Regions from separate parts of the Homo sapiens genome. Here region 1 is linked to region 2. A link is an interaction called in ENCODE POLR2A ChIA-PET data of the cell type or tissue named here. Cell type or tissue: CD4-positive, alpha-beta T cell. All regions are shown on one strand. Each heading gives the region's core, and the rest is flanking DNA. Links, peaks and the distances in the headings are about the cores only. Region 1 holds the start of KATNBL1 (katanin regulatory subunit B1 like 1). Region 2 holds the start of EMC7 (ER membrane protein complex subunit 7).

Evidence for each region. ChIA-PET counts read pairs that join two places held together with the same protein. Peaks named below come from ENCODE experiments on the same cell type or tissue, not always from the same donor. Only the 100,000 strongest peaks of a DNase experiment are listed, where the experiment ranks them.
Region 1: POLR2A ChIA-PET joins it to region 2 with 27 read pairs; 31 of 35 experiments call an interaction of 5 or more read pairs at or near these places.

What each region holds. Positions count from the first base shown.
Region 1 is chr15:34,206,784-34,215,548 of GRCh38, reverse strand. It overlaps KATNBL1 (katanin regulatory subunit B1 like 1), which reads left to right and starts at 5,453. Exons shown (of 10, transcript NM_024713.3): 1 at 5,453-5,598. RefSeq lists an enhancer at 910-1,505 and a silencer at 5,509-5,908. In CD4-positive, alpha-beta T cell, for the core only: a CTCF peak has its summit at 5,338 (motif pointing right); a DNase peak (open chromatin) is centred at 5,408; H3K4me3 peaks cover 1,357 bases.
Region 2 is chr15:34,097,991-34,106,725 of GRCh38, reverse strand. It overlaps EMC7 (ER membrane protein complex subunit 7), which reads left to right and starts at 4,864. Exons shown (of 5, transcript NM_020154.3): 1 at 4,864-5,122. The coding sequence starts at 4,887. It overlaps PGBD4 (piggyBac transposable element derived 4), which reads right to left and starts at 4,643. Exons shown (of 1, transcript NM_152595.5): 1 at 1-4,643. The coding sequence starts at 4,194. The coding sequence ends at 2,437. RefSeq lists enhancers at 4,434-4,523, 4,554-5,253, 4,863-5,720. In CD4-positive, alpha-beta T cell, for the core only: no CTCF peak of the experiment used is centred there; a DNase peak (open chromatin) is centred at 4,725; H3K4me3 peaks cover 2,586 bases; H3K27ac peaks cover 1,816 bases.

The DNA.
Region 1 (8,765 bases), core at 618-8,617, 110 kb before region 2:
TAATTTTTTGTATTTTCAGTAGAGACGGGGTTTCACCGTGTTAGCCAGGATGGTCTTGATCTCCTGACCTCGTGATCCGCCCGCCTCGGCCTCCCAAAGTGCTGGGATTACAGGCGTGAGCCACCACGCTCGGCCCACAAAAAGTTTTACTTAATTTCCTAATTGCTATGATTGGTTTCTTTAATAAAATGGTTTTAAAAAGTAACTTTAATTTAAAAGCAACACATTTATTATATAAATGAGAAATACAAATAGGCAAAAAAGATAACCAACAAATCCTATCATGCCAAAGAAAAAACCTTTCATGAGCATTTTGATTTAGATGTTTTCAGACTTTAAAAATTAATATTTAGACTTATTTAATACTGTATACTGTTTTATAAGATGCTATTTCATGAAGAGCGGTATTTTTACTTTTTAGAAAAGGCACAGGAAAAAGAATGAGTACATTTTTATTTCGGTTTTTTAAAATGTTTCTTATAGCTCTGCCAGATTTTCAGGCCTGTTGCTTTCATCCAGCCCTGATCATGAGGCACCATGCCTAATCCAGCTTCCACAGTCCTCTCCTCCCAGCCTACTGCTGCAGCCATACCCTATTCTCCAGGACCTGGACTAGTCCTGACACTCTTCTTAGATAAGAATAATTCTTAATAGTATTTGTGTTCTCCCATTTAAAGGATTAAGCGTTCAGATAAGTTTAGGAAACACTGCATGTATCTTTCTTTAAAAATTGACAACAAATGTTAGGTTTTTAAAGACCGAGAAGTGCTACAGTAAAGAAATATTTGTTTACTTCAGCAGTTACCAAACTTCTGTGGCCAAGGAAACCACTTTCTTCTTTTTCTCTTCTTTTTTGAACCTATCAACATCTCTTAGAACTGATGTCCTGAAGAACACAGAGCTAAGTTGGGGAAGTAACTCAAGCCAGTTTAGGTTCAGGCTCAATTGTGTTACTGCAAGAGCGGTTCTGCCTTTGTGTCTGGCTCCAAGAAGTGTCTTAGTAATCTTTCTACTGCTCCTGTCTCTTGAGGCTAGGGACCTGCTTTGCTCTTTTAAGTCCTCTTCCCAAGGACTTTCTGCTTCTGATGATTGTTGCCCTGCTAACTGCTAGCGCATTTTATTTCCTGCTTGCCTGCTCGCCAGGAACTCCTCTGTACTTCACCTGTTATGGGGTCCCAGTTGTACTGAACATCTCCCCTCCCCCCACCACCTCCACCAGCAACTGCATACATAATTGGATTTGTTTTGCATATGATAGGACTTTTCAGGTACCCTGTTCTGGTTACCAGGCCATCAGCATCACAGTGAGTCTGTTCCGTGCCTCCTGACCCCACCCCCAACATTGACACTTCACCCTCTCCTGCACCCTGACCCCCAGGTAGTCTAATTCCAGGACTTCCCTTTTCCAAGGCAGCAGTCAACCATATTGTATTCTTCTCTATCTTGGAAAAATCACTAAACTCAGTTTTTCAGAGAGAGACACAATCACTGCTCTAGGCATTGTTGTATATGTTTTATATAGGTTATCCCACTTCCCAACAGCCCCTGAGAGGAGAGTGTTATCCCCATTGCACATTAAGGTAAAAACCGGTGTAGAAACGGCCCAAAGGCAGCAATCTAGGTTTTAAATAGAGATGAGCCTTGCTCCAAGGCTAGTCTAACATGCTGCCCCCACCACGTTCCACCTGGTGACAGTATAGTCTAATTGCAGGAAATGTACTTGCAGGAGGAGAGAGATGGTTTCTTGAGATTCGGATTTGAAAGTCTATAAATACCAAATATTATCATAGTCATAAATGTTTTTGGGTCACCTGATCTCAGTTGTAGATTTACAATAGAGGGCTGTAGATGTAGCAGAAACAAGCTATCTTAAAAATAGGATCCCCCATCACTCAACACCTCCCTACCACCCACCCTTCACCCCGCAAAAAACACTACCAGGGGTTTTGTTTTGTTTTTTGGGTTTGTTTTTGTTTTTGTTTTTTTTGCTTACTGCTTCTGCCATTACTTCCTTCCACAGCCTGCAAAGGAAGGTAGGGAAGGGAGGAGCAGAAAAAAGGGATTGACTTCTCACTTTGACTGCTAAAGTCAACTGCCTAGAATTTTCCAAAGGTGCTGAGGCTGAGCAGTGTGGAATGGGTGAGCTGTTGCTGTCTTTTAGGTCCCTTCAGGCATTGTTCTCTGTCAGAATCGGCATTGGTCTCAATGAGAATGACATACAATGCAGTAAATGATATGGCTTCTAGGACCCTAGACGGAACTACACTTTTATACCTAATGTTATTGCTATCAGTCATTCCTCCCTACCCCTGGCCATCCAGCATCCTGGTAACAAATCAACTCTTCTTCTTCTTTTTCTTGCTTTTTTTTTGGTTGGTTTGTTTTTAAGAGACAGGGTCTTGCTCTCTTGCTGGACTACAGTGCCATAATCATAGCTTACTATAATCTTGAGCTCTTTGGCTCAAGTGATCCTCCCACCTCAGCCTCCCGAGTAGCTAGGACTACAGGTATGCACCACCATGCCCGACTATTTTTTAAATTTTTTGTAGAGTTGAGGTGTTGAAATGTTGCCCAGCCTGGTCTCAAACTCCTGGCCTTAAGCGATCCTTTCACCTTGGCCTCCCAAACAGATCAATCCTTCTAAAGAACTGACTTAGTCATTCCCCTGCTCAATTGTCTTTGCTGTCTCCTTGCACCTCAAACACTTTGCTTGATAATTCCAGGTCTTCGCAACCTATCAGGTGCCTTACGTACCTTTTCAGTCTTCACTCCTGTGACTCTTGCAAGCACTTTTCCCTCCACTCAAATCAGAATAGACTGCAGTACTAGAACTTACTTTGCATTTCCACCTCTCTGTCAGGAACATCCTGTCTGTCCTCTCCAGTTCATCAGGCCCAGCTCCACCATCCCTCCCCTGCTTGCCATCAAGCAGTGTACACAGGACTGCATGGCAGCTCTTTTCTCATGTGGGTCACTCTACACTGTGTCCTTGAATGATTCTGCACCCCGTAGAGAGGGGGATGTGAGGCAGGAAGGCTAACTTAGCTGCGTGTTCTCTCAGAAGGAAGGAATGAAGGAATGGCCAGAGGAGTAGACACCCTTGGAGACTGCCCACCACGAAGGCTATCAGTAAACCACCTTTTTGTACACAAACACTGATGTAGGGATTTTTTTAATGTATGGGCTGTACCTTTTTTTAGTAAGAATTCAAATTTTATTGAGCCCCAAGGGGGAAAAATTCAACTTTATTGATAGGAAAAGTATCAATGAAGAAAGTTGCCTTGCATTTTCATCACTAAAATGACAGTATTTGTATATATTCCAAAAGTAGCAATGCAAAGGCAGTTTTCCTTATTTTTATGTGAAATTATGAGATGTGAGGGCCTGGGCTGCCCATCACTGATACAAACTTTATAACTTGGCTCTGGAGATTAACCTGCCTGAGATCCTGTGCCCTAACAAGCTCCAGAAATGAGAATATCAAGGTTCTTCTCTGGCCTCCAGCAACTGGAGGCCTTGTATTAGCTGAGATTCTTCTGTGTTAACACAGCAGATTCCCTGAGTTCCAGGACTCCATTACTTGTCTTAATTCTTTAGCCTCCCTTGAGGATAACGATCATATAGTACACTCTTTTTACCCTATTCTTCTGATGAGAGGCCAGCACAGTGCCTTTTGCATAGTGGGTCATCAAGAAATTCCTGTTCATGATGATGAAGAAATGACTTGAGAGAAAGTGACTTCACCCATGTGTGTTGAATTTTTATTTTCTTTAAAACAACACATCTACTTAGTGGAAGTCATATTCAGGAAATATTCTTTATTGTACATACATGGAACCTAGGGCTCCAGCTTCCTTTACTCACCTAGCTGGACTCTCTCAACAGTACCACCTGTTAACAGATGTGGCCCCACACATAGGCATGTATGTGCCTTGCTTATGCTTGGTACAATCGAGAAGCTCTCAAAGGTGTTGCTTATGCCAAATATCCTAAAACTATTTTCCCACTGCCCTAAGGTCTTGCCTCAATTTTCAACATGACTTTTTTTTTTTTTTTGATTAAGTAAGGACTCTGTTACTAGGGAGGAAAAATACATAAAGTTATAACAACCTGATGACATCTTAGTTCTGATCAGTTTATCTGACAGGCCTCCCATTGCTCGGAACTCCCACGGCATTTAGGAGATACCTTTTATCACTGCAGTGTATTGGAATGATCTCTTTTCCTGTTTTTCAAGCCACTGAGAGCTGCTTCAGGCGATTTCCAGCACCAGGCACAATTTGCCTGGCACATGGCGGGCCTTCAAAAAGATTGTTAAACCAAACTTAAGCAGCCTGCTCCCTAGGCAAGCCTTGAGTTCCGAAATGAGTGCCTGAAAAAGCAAGCCAAGGGATGTAGTCTTGTGGTGAGGAAGTATTTCCACCAAAGGCACTGCTTGGTTGGTTTCTGCAAGGGGCGAGAGAACCACCATAGACAAACTTGCTCCTGTCACAGCTTGGCTAACCTTGACCGGTGGCTTATCTATGAAGGTGAGCAGCCTGGTTCTAATGAAGAGAACTGCCCTCAGTAATTAAAAGTTCATCATCTACAGACCCAACCCTAACCTCATAATCTAATTTAGTGTTCCCCATCCCAACAAGACCGAACCAGCTTCCTGAGGACAGGTTCTGCATCATGTACATTTCTTGTGTTCTTAAGAGTCTAGCACAAAGTTTGGCACATAATAGGAACTAAAAAAATGATGACTAACAAACACGAAGGGCTTACCATATGCCGGGCACTCCTCTAAGCATTTTATATGTATTAATTCATTTAATCCTCACAACACTAAGAGACAGATACTATTGTTATTGTCCCCATTTTACAGAAGGGGAAAGCAAAGCACCTAGGAGTTTATGTGACTTGCTCAAGGTCACATAGTTCCACAATCCATGCTTTTAGAAACTATGCCTTAGAGCGTTTATTAGTATCATTTTTATTTTTATAGAGACGGGGGCGGAGGTGGGGGGTGGGGGGTAGTTGTCCCCATGTCGTCCAGGCTGGTCTTGAATTCCTGGGCTTAGGTGAACCTCCTGCCTCGGCCTCCCAAAGTGCTGGGATTACAGGTGTGAGCCACTGTGCCCAGACTCTTAGTGTATTTAAATAGGTGTGAATGAATAAATCTCTCCCGGAACCATAACTTTATAGGAAATTGTTTGCACCTCCTGGTACACCACTAAGGCACGGTCTCCCACACTAGGTTGTTCCTAGCGCACGGTCGGTCATTCGTTGACCTTTACCCACCCTCAGTTCCTATCGCAGTATCACTTCTCGCGCCATAGCAAGGCTACCGTGCGAAGCTCTAGCCACCAGGGGGCACTGTGGCCACAGGTCCTTTTCCCCTCCGGCCCTTAGCGACCCCCAGAGGGGCGGAGCCAACGTTGGGCGGAGCCCGCGAGCCGCCCACAGCGCCAGCTATCCCGGCGGGCCGCGCGCGCGGCCGCGTTTGAATGGCCCTGAGTGGGACTCGGCCCAGAAGCCGAGGGACTCTCTAGGCTGCCGGGCGCTGGTCGTCAGCGCCGAGGCTGGGCTGAGGCGCCGCGGTACCATGAGGCGCCGGTAAGTGACTGCCGAGCCGGTGCGAGCCCCGCGCCCGCAGCTGCCCTGCCCTGGCAGGGCTACTCCAGCCGGGCTTGGCCGCGCCCTGGGCCCACCTGCAGGCCCCGCGGCGGCCTCGGCTCGGCCGGGCTCGCGGCAGCGCTGCCGGGTCCCGGGGCGGGGCGGCAAGGCCGGGGCGGAGCCCCTCTGCCGGTCCCTGCGGGGAGAGTCGGGCAGCGGGCGCTGGGGGGCTCCAGGGGACTGGGCCGGGAGAGGCGTGGACCGAACCTGTTGTCACTTATTTATCTTCGGGTGGAGTCGACAGCTGCACCTGGGGAAGGGGAAGGACAGAACGAGTGTGGGGCGAGCATTTTTGAGGACAGGTTTTCCGCAGAGCGCCTAGGCCCGGCCCAGGCATTTCCTTATTTTCCGACGGGTCCTCGGATTCCTGACGGATGAGCTTTTGTTTCGCAGGACAAAAACTTGACATAACTGCATAAGAATTGTCGATTGCAACTTTAAAAACCTTACTGTATTTTCTGAAAAGTTGTTCTGTAAAGTATCTAGGCTTTTACTACGCTCTTATATTGCTTAAATATGGAGATAACAAAGAGTTGGTTTGTTTTCTTGTGGCTTATAAAGTTCCTTGAAAACAGAGATACCTATGTCAGTTTCTTTGCTGATTTAAAAAAAATTGTAAGAGAAATTAGGTGTGTAATAATCATCAGTTCAGCACTTGCGAGAATTATGAGAAACTAGTCCACCTAATAGCTTAAATCTGCTGGGTTTTTTGGAGTTTCTTTGGATAGCCAGCTTCAGACTTGAATTGAAACGTCATCCATTGAGGCTTTTACTTGGCTAATAACTAATATTAGCCAATAATAATATTAGCCAGTGTGATCATAATGATGGGCAATATTTATTTTGTGCTTTCTATGCGCTGGGCGTATTAAGAGCTTTACTTTGGGATATATACTGTTGTCCCCATTTTGACAGTGAAGAAACTAAGGCACAGGAAATTTTAGTATTGTAACTTTTGTACCGTACAGGGTTACACAGCTAATATAATTAACACCCGAGCAGGCTGGCTCCACGCTTTTAACTCTGTTGCTCTACTACCTCCTTTATCTGTGGCTCTTTTTAGTTTACAAAGCCCTTTCATTTCATTTACTTAAACTTCGGAGACCTGAGTGTGCTTTTGTGTACACATACATTCATTCACACACCATTCATTCAAGTTTTCTGCTCTTGATGATTATACTTAAGGTTTGTGCCTGAGCAAAAAATCCATTGACTATTTTAAGATAAATGGAGTTCATAAGCTTTATGTGTGTTATAATTTATGTTTTCAATTCCTTTATATCCTTTCCTGAAAGTTTTGAAAGTGTTAGTCTTAGCAACTTATGTATTACTTTAAAATAAAAAATTACATGTTAAATGTTTTCATCCCTAAAACTTATTGAGTGGTTATTCTGTACTTGAAATGGTTATACTTAAACTAATACCTCCTTGACAAGGAATAAATTTCAAAAGCAAAATCACTTAGTAAGAAATCAGCAGTTTATACTTATCTATAGCAGAGCTTTTAAATGTCATTCATCAGTTACAAAGCTTTCGATTGCCTGTATGCCCAACAGGGTGGTAGACCCAATTGGCTATACAAAAGAAATGTGCCGCAAGAATGACACTATGGACTTTGGGGACTTGGTAGAAAGAGAGTGGGAGGGGGATGAAGGATAGAAGACTACACATTGGATACAGTGTTCACTGCTCAGGTAATGGGTGCACCAGAATCTCGGAAATCACCCCTGAAGAACTGATTCATGTAACCAAACACCACTTGTTCCCCAAAAACCTATTGAAATAAAAAATAATAAAAATAAAATAAAAAATGTGCCAGGACAACCAACCTTAGGGAGATTAATCTAGTTTGGGTTATGAGATTAACAACAAAAAATATATATGACACTCTTCGTTAGTACAGTGGATGAATGCAGAACTGAACTGGGTAAAGCTTCTGCGAAAAACTAACAATTGCAGGATTTATGTAGGGCACTGAACAGAAGGGTGGATGGTGGGGCTAGGCAGGGTTGGTAATCCCAACACTTTGGGAGGCCAAGACAGGAGGATCTCTGGAAGCCAGGAGTTCGAGAGCAGCCTAGGCAACATAGCGAGACCATATCTCTACAAAAAATTTAAAATATTTTGCCAGGCATGGTGGCATGTGTCTGTAGTCCCAGCTACTTGGGAGGCTGGGGTGGGAAGATCGCTTAAGCCCAAGAGGTCAAGGCTACAGTGAGCCGAGATTGTGCCACTGCACTTCAGTGCAGCCACAGAACTGGTGTGGCTCACACCTGTAATCCCAGCACTTTGGGAGGCCAACGGTAGGAGGAAAGCTTGAGCCCAGAAGTTTGAGACCAGCCTGGGCAACATACCAAGACTCCATCTCTACAAAACATTTTAAAATTAGGGCCAGTGGGTCATGCCTGTAATCCTAGCACTTTGGGAGGCTGAGGCAGGTGGATCACAAGGTCAGGAGATCGAGACCATCCTGGCTAACACGATGAAACCCTGTCTCTACTTAAAATACAAAAAATTAGCTGGGCGTGGTGTCACACGCCTGTAGTTCCAGCTACTTGGGAGGCTGAGGCAGGAGAATCGGTTGAACCCAGGAGGCAGAGGTTGCAGTGAGCCGAGATCGCACCACTGCCTTCCAGCCTGGGCGACAGAGTGAGACTCCATCTCAAAAATAAAATAAAATAAAATTAGGCAGGTGTAGTGGCATGCGCCTGTAGTCACAGCTGCTTGGGAGGCTGAGGTGAGAGGATTCCTTGAGTCCAGAAGTTGGAGGCTGCAGTGAGCCATGATCATATCACTGCACTCCAGCCTGGGTGACAAAGCAAGACCCTGTCTCAGGGAAAAAAAAAAAAAAAAGTATTGTCTAGTAACAACAAGATGCATCATAACATTACACTAGTCAGTATTATGTTGATGTTTTATCAATCATTATATTTGTTGATCCATGTTAGTTAATTTGGTGCTTTCTGGAAAATGTATTTAGGAATATAATGTTTTTTAATTAAACACCTTAAACCTAATACAAATGGTACTTTTACTGGGAGCATACACTTTTTAAATTGGAAGGGTGTAATTTGACTTTTCTTTTCTTTTTTTTTTTTTGAGACGGA
Region 2 (8,735 bases), core at 1-8,000:
TGGCAACAGTGATTGCCTCTTGAGAATTGGGTGACTAGGGAGAGAAGTAGGTGGGAGATTTTTTTTGTATACTCATACCTTTTGAATATTGTACCATGTGCCTTTTGAATATTGTACCATGTGCCTTTTGAATATTGTACCATGTGACAAAGTCTATCAGATAAAGACCACCAAGGAACACACCTGCGGTCAAGTTAAGTTTATGAGCTTGCTGCTGTAAGGAAGACCCCACACCAGAGAAACCAAGGATATAACAGTAAGAGGGAACAGAAGGAAACTTTTTTATTTTTTGAGATGGAGTCTCACTCTGTCGCCAGGGCTGGAGTGCAGTGGTGCGATCTTGGCTCACTGCAACCTCTGCCTCCCGGGTTCAAGTGATTCTCCTGTCTCAGCCTCCCAAGTAGCTGGGATTACAGGCACCCACCACTATGCCCAGCTAATTTTTTTTTGTATTTTTAGTAGAGACAGGGTTTCACCATGTTGGCCAGGCTAGTCTCAAACTCCTGACCTTGTGATTCGCCCATCTCGGCCTTCCAAAGTGCTGGGATTACAGGCGTGAGCCACTGTGCCCGGCCCAGAAAGGAACTTTTACAAGATTTGGGCTTCTGTTGAATGATTGAGGAGAGTCTAGGGAAGCAAGGATTGGCTCTTGATTGGGTATCTCAGCAGTCTGTTCAGAGGCACGAGGAACAAAGCGAAGTCATTGGTAAGAAAGTGGTAATCACTGAAAAGAAGAAGGTTGTTAGGCATTTTGCAGGTGTGGTGTGGCCTTGGGAAGAAGTTTTCTGATGGCCTTGCCACTGGCCCTGTCTGTATCTAGTTGGTACATTACAGTCTGATTAAAATCAGCACTGATCTTTCCTTTCTCAGTCCTGAACTGACTTTTACTTTCTGACACTTGAATGTCTTATCTATTCAAAAACTAAGGCATATTTTAAAGTAAAAAGAATGAAAATAAACCTTCTCCACACACTTCTTGAGCCTAGATTACCAGTTCCCTAGCAAATAAGAAATTTATTTGGCAGACAAGAAAGTCAAGTGTGTGTGTGTGTGTGTGTGTTTCTGAGCAATGCTGCTCCTTCCGATGATCAAATATGAAGAAGTAACTATCTTCAGAAAAAAGATGAAGGCAAGTACCCCAGTACTGCAGTAGCTGATGCCAGGGAGACTGGAGTATAGGGGTGGCTCTGGGCATCATGTCCCCATCCCCTGCCAGGGCTGAGTACTTGGCTCTTGAATCTCTTTTTTCAATTGCTGTTACTCTTTCCCATGATGCTGACTCTAAGAGTGCACAAGGCTAAAACATGCATTGCTCTCAATAGGAATCTGTAGCAGAGACAGCGATGTTTAGGGCCAACAAAGATCTTGGGCAAGTCACTTCACTTTCCACCATAAAGAAAATGAAAGGACTGGAGCAAATGATGCCTGAAATCTTGGCTAAGGCCTCAGCAATCAACATTGGCAGCAATCAACCCCTGCCCTCCTCCCCAATACAACCTTGTTATGTTCACAGTAAAACAATCACAACAGGAAGAATAGTGTAGCATCAGATAAATTGTCTTCCAATCCTTTTCACTAGAGGCAACCCTTAGTTAACAGTTATGTGTTTTTCCAGCTATTTTTGTTCAGAGACAGTATCTCCTTCCCATTTTCCATTTAGGAAAAAAAAAAGTGTAGCTCGCTGCCTGCACTCATTTAGTTTTACATAAACACCCTCTTTGAGGCTGAAGCAAATCTGACTGATTTTCAATGTGAAAATAAAATATAAAAACTGTTCTTGGTGCTAGGCGCAGTGGCTCATGCCTATAATCCCAGGACTTTGTGAGGCCCAGATAGGCGGATCACCTGAGGTCGGGAGGTCAAGACTAGCCTGACCAACATGGATAAACCCAGTCTCTACTAAAAATGCAAAATTAGGTGGGTGTGGTGGCACATGCCTGTAATCCCAGCTACTAGGGAGGCTGAGGCACGAGAATCGCTTGAACCTGGGAGGTGGAGGTTACAGTGAGCCAATATCATGCCATTGCACTCCAGCCTGGGCAACAAGAGTGAAACTCCGTCTCAAAACAAAACAAAACAAAACAAAAACAACAAAACTGTTCTTGGAGTTATTTCTTTTTTTTGAGATGGAGTCTCGCTATGTCACCCAGGCTGGAGTGCAGTGGTGTGATCTCAGCTCACTGCAACCTCCGCCTCATGGGTTCAAGCAATTCTCCTGCCTCAGCCTCCCAAGTAGCTTGGATTACAGGCATGTGCCACCACATCCAGCTAATTGTTGTATTTTTAGTAGAGACAGGGTTTCACCATGTTGGCCAGGCTGGTCTTGAATTCCTGATCTCAGGTGATCCACCCAGGTCGGCCTCCCAATCTTGGAGTTATTTCTAAACAGAACTTGTCTCTAATCCTAATGGAACAGATGTGTATGATGATCGGTATTTAATAATTTTTTTTCGTGTGGTAAATTTCAAAGCACGGAACAACACAAAGCGGAACATCACATTCGGCACAAAAATAGCGCGTTTCTTTCCGGATCTTCTTGCCATCCTTGTCGTATTGGGAGCAGCAAATTTTGCAGCGACCAGTTGGATTCTGTTTCCCGGACGTTGCTGGTATGCTCTTGGGGAAATGTCTTCCAGACAGACGAAGAGGTGTGACATCATCGGAGCAAGGACGACCTCGAAGATGTTGCTGCCCTGGCTTGTGATGCTTTTCCAGCATTCTTTCAATCAATGCCAGTCTGAAGTTTATATGGCTCATCGTGTGCTCAGGATTATCCTTCTTGAACAGGATGTAGGAGTTCAGCACTGTAATGTGTAGAAGATGGTGAAAGAATTTCTTATACCAAACCTTGTGTCTTTTGCGCTCAGATGGATAAGAAGTAAGCATTTGATCAGCCGAGTCCACTGCTCCCATATTCTCGTTATAATCCACAATGACACGTGGCCTTTTAGTTTTCTTTCCATTTCTATTGTTTACTTCAATCACAGTATCATTGTGGAATGTTGACAACATTGTCACCTCCTTGCCGTCACACCATTTCAGTGCCATAAGTTCACCACAGAATCTGGCTACAGTCGTCCCCTTTGCAATCCTTTTTTTCAGATCATTTGGAATCTGTTTTCTGTTCAAACGAGCTGTCCCAACTGCATCAGTCCTATTTTGATGTAATTCTCTGAAAAGCATGGGAGATATATTAAAGTTATCGAGGAAGACACAATACCCTTGGCCAAGAAGGTCATTGACCAAGGTAAGAACAATGCGTGATGATTTCAGGCCATCCGCTGAATCTTTCAAATTCATGCCAGGCCCTGTGTGAACAAGCGCATTCCACACATAACCAGACTGACTTTCACAAAGTACATATAGCTTCAGACCAAATCGTACTCGTTTTGTCGGGAGGTACTGCTTCATAGCTAATGGCCCCTTGAACAGCATCAGTGATTCATCAACTGCAATGTTTCTGTTTGGAGTATATACAGTGGAAAATTTATTTACAAGAAAGTCGAACACAGGTTTGATCTTCTGCAATGAAATCTGGGCCTTTGATTGACCAGCAGATATAGAAGAATTGTTGACAAAATGCAGGCACCGAAACAAAAGTAAAAATCTTTCACCAGTCATAATTTGCCTGAGATAAGGTGTATCCAAAAGAGGCCTTGTTGACCAAAACATCTCCAGCTCAGGTTTCTGCACAATACCTTGCAGTAACATTACTGCAAAAAAGACTTTGAGCTCGTCATTGTCAGTGTCTTTCCATTTATCCATTCGCGAAAATCCTTTCGGACCCGGTGGCTTTGAAGCCAACAAGGCAGCTTGGGCATTTGTTTCTCTAGTAATTTTTGAAACTAATTCCTCAGTAAAGAACAGTTCAAAATACTGCAATGGGTCAGTGATATCACTGACATCGACTTTTCTGCCAGGTGTGCCGGTAAAGTCATACCTTTGACGTGGAATCATAGCACGAGCTGACCATTTCATGGAGCGCCCTGAGTCACTTGATGTAGAGCTCTTTCCATCAGATTCTAAATGGGACAGAGGCCTGATCTTATCGGCTTCTAAAGCACTATCCGAAAAATTATCAGAATCATCTATTTCCGAAAAATCAGATTCATCAAATGAATCTTCAGCCAACAACTGTTCGAGACCGGTATTACTATCACGCATAGGAATGCTACGTTTTCTAGGATTTGACATTTCAGCGATCGAGAATTACTATATTTTGTAGATGGAAATCCCACTACTAAAAACAGAATGCTATAAACAGAATGATGTCTTTTGTTTCAAAAGTCAATATACCAGAACCATGCGAAAATAACAGAAGCGAGATATTTCGTGGCAAACTTTGGGAGTAAGGTTGGCACTGTAATCCACGAGTTATCTCGGCGTAAACGCTGCAGTCGCAGGCACAGCAGCGCGTAATCTCGGGGCTAAGGAGAAATGAGTTAAACGCACACAGACAGAAGAAGCCTTTCATCTCATACGTCTTGGGGAGTCTCTAGAAGTTTTTTGAAAGGTCTCTTCTGGATGGTGTTTCTCCCGAAGCCAGTCTCGTCATCTTTTACTCCCGTGAGGTCCTTGGCCTCCGTGGCTGCCGCAGCAACACACACTTGACTTTCACTTCATGGGCAGTCCCCTTCATAGGCACTTGACACAGGCTCTGTGCGCCGTCTTCCAATCCAGAGTGCCGGGAGTTAAGGGCAGTACTTCCGCCTTACTTCCGCCTCGCTAGTCGATCGGCCATGATCTCTTCCCTCTGGTTGGATCCCACAGCTTATGACAGAAACGGGCGCGCAGTGATGACAACATCAAGCCGCCAGCGGCGGCGGTGGCGGCCGGGAGACTGGGAGGGCTTCCGGGGCTGCCGGTCTGAGTGCAGAGCTGCTGTCATGGCGGCCGCTCTGTGGGGCTTCTTTCCCGTCCTGCTGCTGCTGCTGCTATCGGGGGATGTCCAGAGCTCGGAGGTGCCCGGGGCTGCTGCTGAGGGATCGGGAGGGAGTGGGGTCGGCATAGGAGATCGCTTCAAGATTGAGGGGCGTGCAGTTGTTCCAGGGGTGAAGCCTCAGGACTGGATCTCGGCGGCCCGAGTGCTGGTAGACGGAGAAGAGCACGTCGGTTTCCTTAAGTGAGCATCCTGAGGGCAGCGGGAAAAAGGCTGGGATGGAGGCCGGACAGGGACCCCACCAGGAGAGTTAAGTGTCAGGACGGGACAACGTCGCTGTCTCAGACTGAAGGGGAGGGTGCCGCTAACGGTCTATGCCGGGAGACCTTGGGAGGCAGTCGGATGCTTTCCCTTTCCTGGTCCTGTACCTCTGGAATGAGCATGGCAGGCGCTCACCCCCTGCCATGGTCAGAGCATGGAGTCAGTTATTTCCAACCTTATTTTGGCCCCATGTGGGGACGATCATTCCTGGGCCCTGGGGACAGGTGGACCCTTATTAGTCTCTTGTTGGATTCTTTTATATCTCATCTGGTTTCCCTAGAACCTAGTCGTTTTTTGCATTCACTTCAGTCTTTTGGTAGCTTGTTATTATGTAGAAAGATGCGACACAAGTGGGAATTCTCAAAACCCAAAGGGCTTCTAGTGACGACATAGACTGGGAGGCTAATGTTACTGCTTCTAAAATTAATAGGCTCTGAAATCCCTAATCAAAGCACTTTTTTTTTCTTTTTTTTTTTGCTTGGGGGTGGGATCGTTGTTCTTTTTTACAGTTGAATTCATCGAGAGATTTGCTATATCACACTTGTCATTTATGTGAGACTAGGGTTCCTCTACATTGCTTTCTTGCTTCTGTCCTTTCATGCTATTAGTGGAAGTGGGTTTTCTGTCTATATTAAAAGACAGGATGAATTTGTTAGCACTAGTTTTGCAGCAGCCTGCTTTTGAAATGTCTAGGCACGCGTATGTTGTTTTAAATCTTTCCACCCTTACTTGGAGGTGAAACTGTAAACTGAAAGCAAATAATTAGGAAGTATTTCCTTTGGTGGGTTCGTACACCAGCAAATGGTATCTGAAAATCAGACAACTTAAATGTAGACATTTAAATCCAAATCTGATTTACATATTTGTTCAGATCATCTAAGTGCCCTTGAGTGGTTATTCAACCTCAGATTAATAAATAGTGACAAATTTACAACCAGTATTTTACTGCTGTCTGTCATTAAGAATCTGGCATTAGGGCATTCGTTAGAGTTTACCCTAATTAATGATGTTTTAATGATAAAGTTCTCATTAAGCTTTAGGAATAAGCCTTAATTGACCATTTGGCCACTCTTCTGTATACAGTTCTTTTAAAAAGCATTTAATTTCTGTTTAAAAATAGTATATTAGAAACAAAGTAGGAAAACAACCCTTAATGTTTCATTGTATCTTTCTTTTTATTTTTTTGAGACAAGGTCTTTTTCTGTTACTCAGCCTGGAGTGCAGTGGCGAGATCATAGTTCATGGCAGCTTCGAACTTCTGTACTCAAGTGATCCTCCTGTCTCAGCCTCCTCAGTAGATAGGACTACAGGCGGACACCATCATGTCCAGCTAATTTTTTAATTTTTTGTAGAGACAGGGTCTTGCTATGTTGCCCAGTGTGGTCTCAAACTCCTGGCCTCAAGTGATATTTCTGCCTCAGCCTGTCACATTTTTGGGATTATAGGCGTGAGCCACGGTGCCTACCATTTTTCCAGCTTCTTTTGGAATCATATGACTTAGGTTTTTACTAGTAAAATACAACATGTAGTAGTTTGTATCCTGCCTTTTTCACTTAATATTTTTGAACAGCTTTTGATACCATTTCATGTTCTTTATTTGTATGTAGAAAGGTTGATGGAGAATTTCCAGGCGCGGTGGCTCATACCTGTAATCTTACTTTGGGAGGCTGAGGTGGAAGGATCGCTTGAGCCCAGGAGTTTCAGACCAGCTGGGGCAACATAGTGGGACCCCATTTCTACAAAAAATAAATAATTAGCCAGGAGTGGTGGTGTGCACCTGTAGTCCAAGCTACTCAGGAGGCTGAGGTGGGAGGATCACTTGAGCCGAGGCGGTTGAGGCTGTAGTGAGCTGTGATCATGCCATTGCGTTCCAGCCTGGGCTACAGAGCAAAACCCCGTCTCTCAGGAAAAAAAGAAACATTGATGGAGAATTAATATGAGGAGTTTATGGTGATAATCTTATTGGAAAAGGGGTAGGTAATTTGTATTGTAGCTGTTTTGCATAACTAGCACACAGTTTTGACTTACATTTGTGCTTATTGGAGGTGGCTTAGGACTTAGTTAATGGAGATAAAGGGAATTGGGCCTGAAGACTCCTCATGCCATTTCTTGCTATCATCACAATGTATATAAGCCATAATTTATTTAACCAGTCCTCTGTTTTTGGACAGGTGGTTTTCATGTGTTTTTGTTTGTTTGTTTGTTTACATAGTAATATTATATTCTATACTTTTTTGCACTTTTTATTATAGAAATTTTCAAACATTTATAGAATGGCATTCTACTGTTTTGTTTCATGTCTTTTGTGTACCTCATTAATTTTTTTCTGAAATATTTTTAAATGGTTCTAAGCATAATAGGATTTTACTTGTAAAAGCATTATTATGTATCTCCAAAAAATAAGGACTTAAACAAAAACCACATTACCATTATTGATTCAACAAAATAATCATGCCTTAATATCATCTAACAGTCCCATTTTTATGTTTCCTCAGTTTTCTCAAAAATATTTTTTATATAATTGTTCTTTCAAATCAGGATCCAATAAGGCCTACATTTTGTAGAGTACATTTTTAAGGATGAATTTTAAATTTTGTATTGCAAACTTTATGTTATTTTTCTCAAGTAAAATATTTACCTTAGGATGATAAATATATTTGCTTTTTCTTTAATTATTTCTGATATTATTTGTGTTCCACTGTCATCAGTTTGTTTTTTTCTGGATCTGAAAAAATGTTTTGAAATTGGTTGAGTCAGGGCTGGGTACGGTGGCTCATACCTGTAATCCTAGCACTTTGGGAGGCCGAGGCAGGCGGATCACCAGAGGTCAGGAGTTCGAGACCAGCCTGGCCAACATGGAAAAACCCCATCTCTACTAAAAATACAAAAAAAAAAAAAAAAAATCAGCCAGGCATACTGGCGGTAGTCTGTAATCCCAGCTACTAGGGAGGCTGAGGCGGGAGAATCACTTAAACCCAGGAGGCGGAGGTTGCAGTGAGCAGAGATCACCTCACTGCACTCCATCCTGGGTGACAGAGTGAGACTCTGTCTCAAAAAAAAAAAAAAAAGAAAGAAAGAAATTGGTTCAGTCAGGGTCCCATTAAGAAGTAGAAGATGCACTCAAATTAGAGTAATTCAAGGATAATTTAATGAAGGCATCAAACAGTGTAGTCATGGTGTTGGGAAACAGCCAGATTGTGCAGTACCCTGGAGCTTACATCCTCAAGGTTATTATCACCACCTCTAATCCTGAAGGAAGAGGAGAGTAGAGGTTACTGGAACCTTGAAGGGAAGAAAGGCCTGCATTGAAAGACACAAACCAGTCCCTTAACACAGCCAGTCAGAGGTGGCCTGTCAGTGAGAGGTCTGGGGGGAAAATAGACTAAGCTCATTTTCTTTCCTTCCTCCAGTCTGCAAAGAGGAGAAAGGTAGAGAGTGGATCTAGAGGGCAAATGGAACATGTCCAGGCCAGGCATAAGTTAACTTTTTTACATTTCAATTCTGGCTTAGTGTGCTCTGGAGTGACACTTTTTCA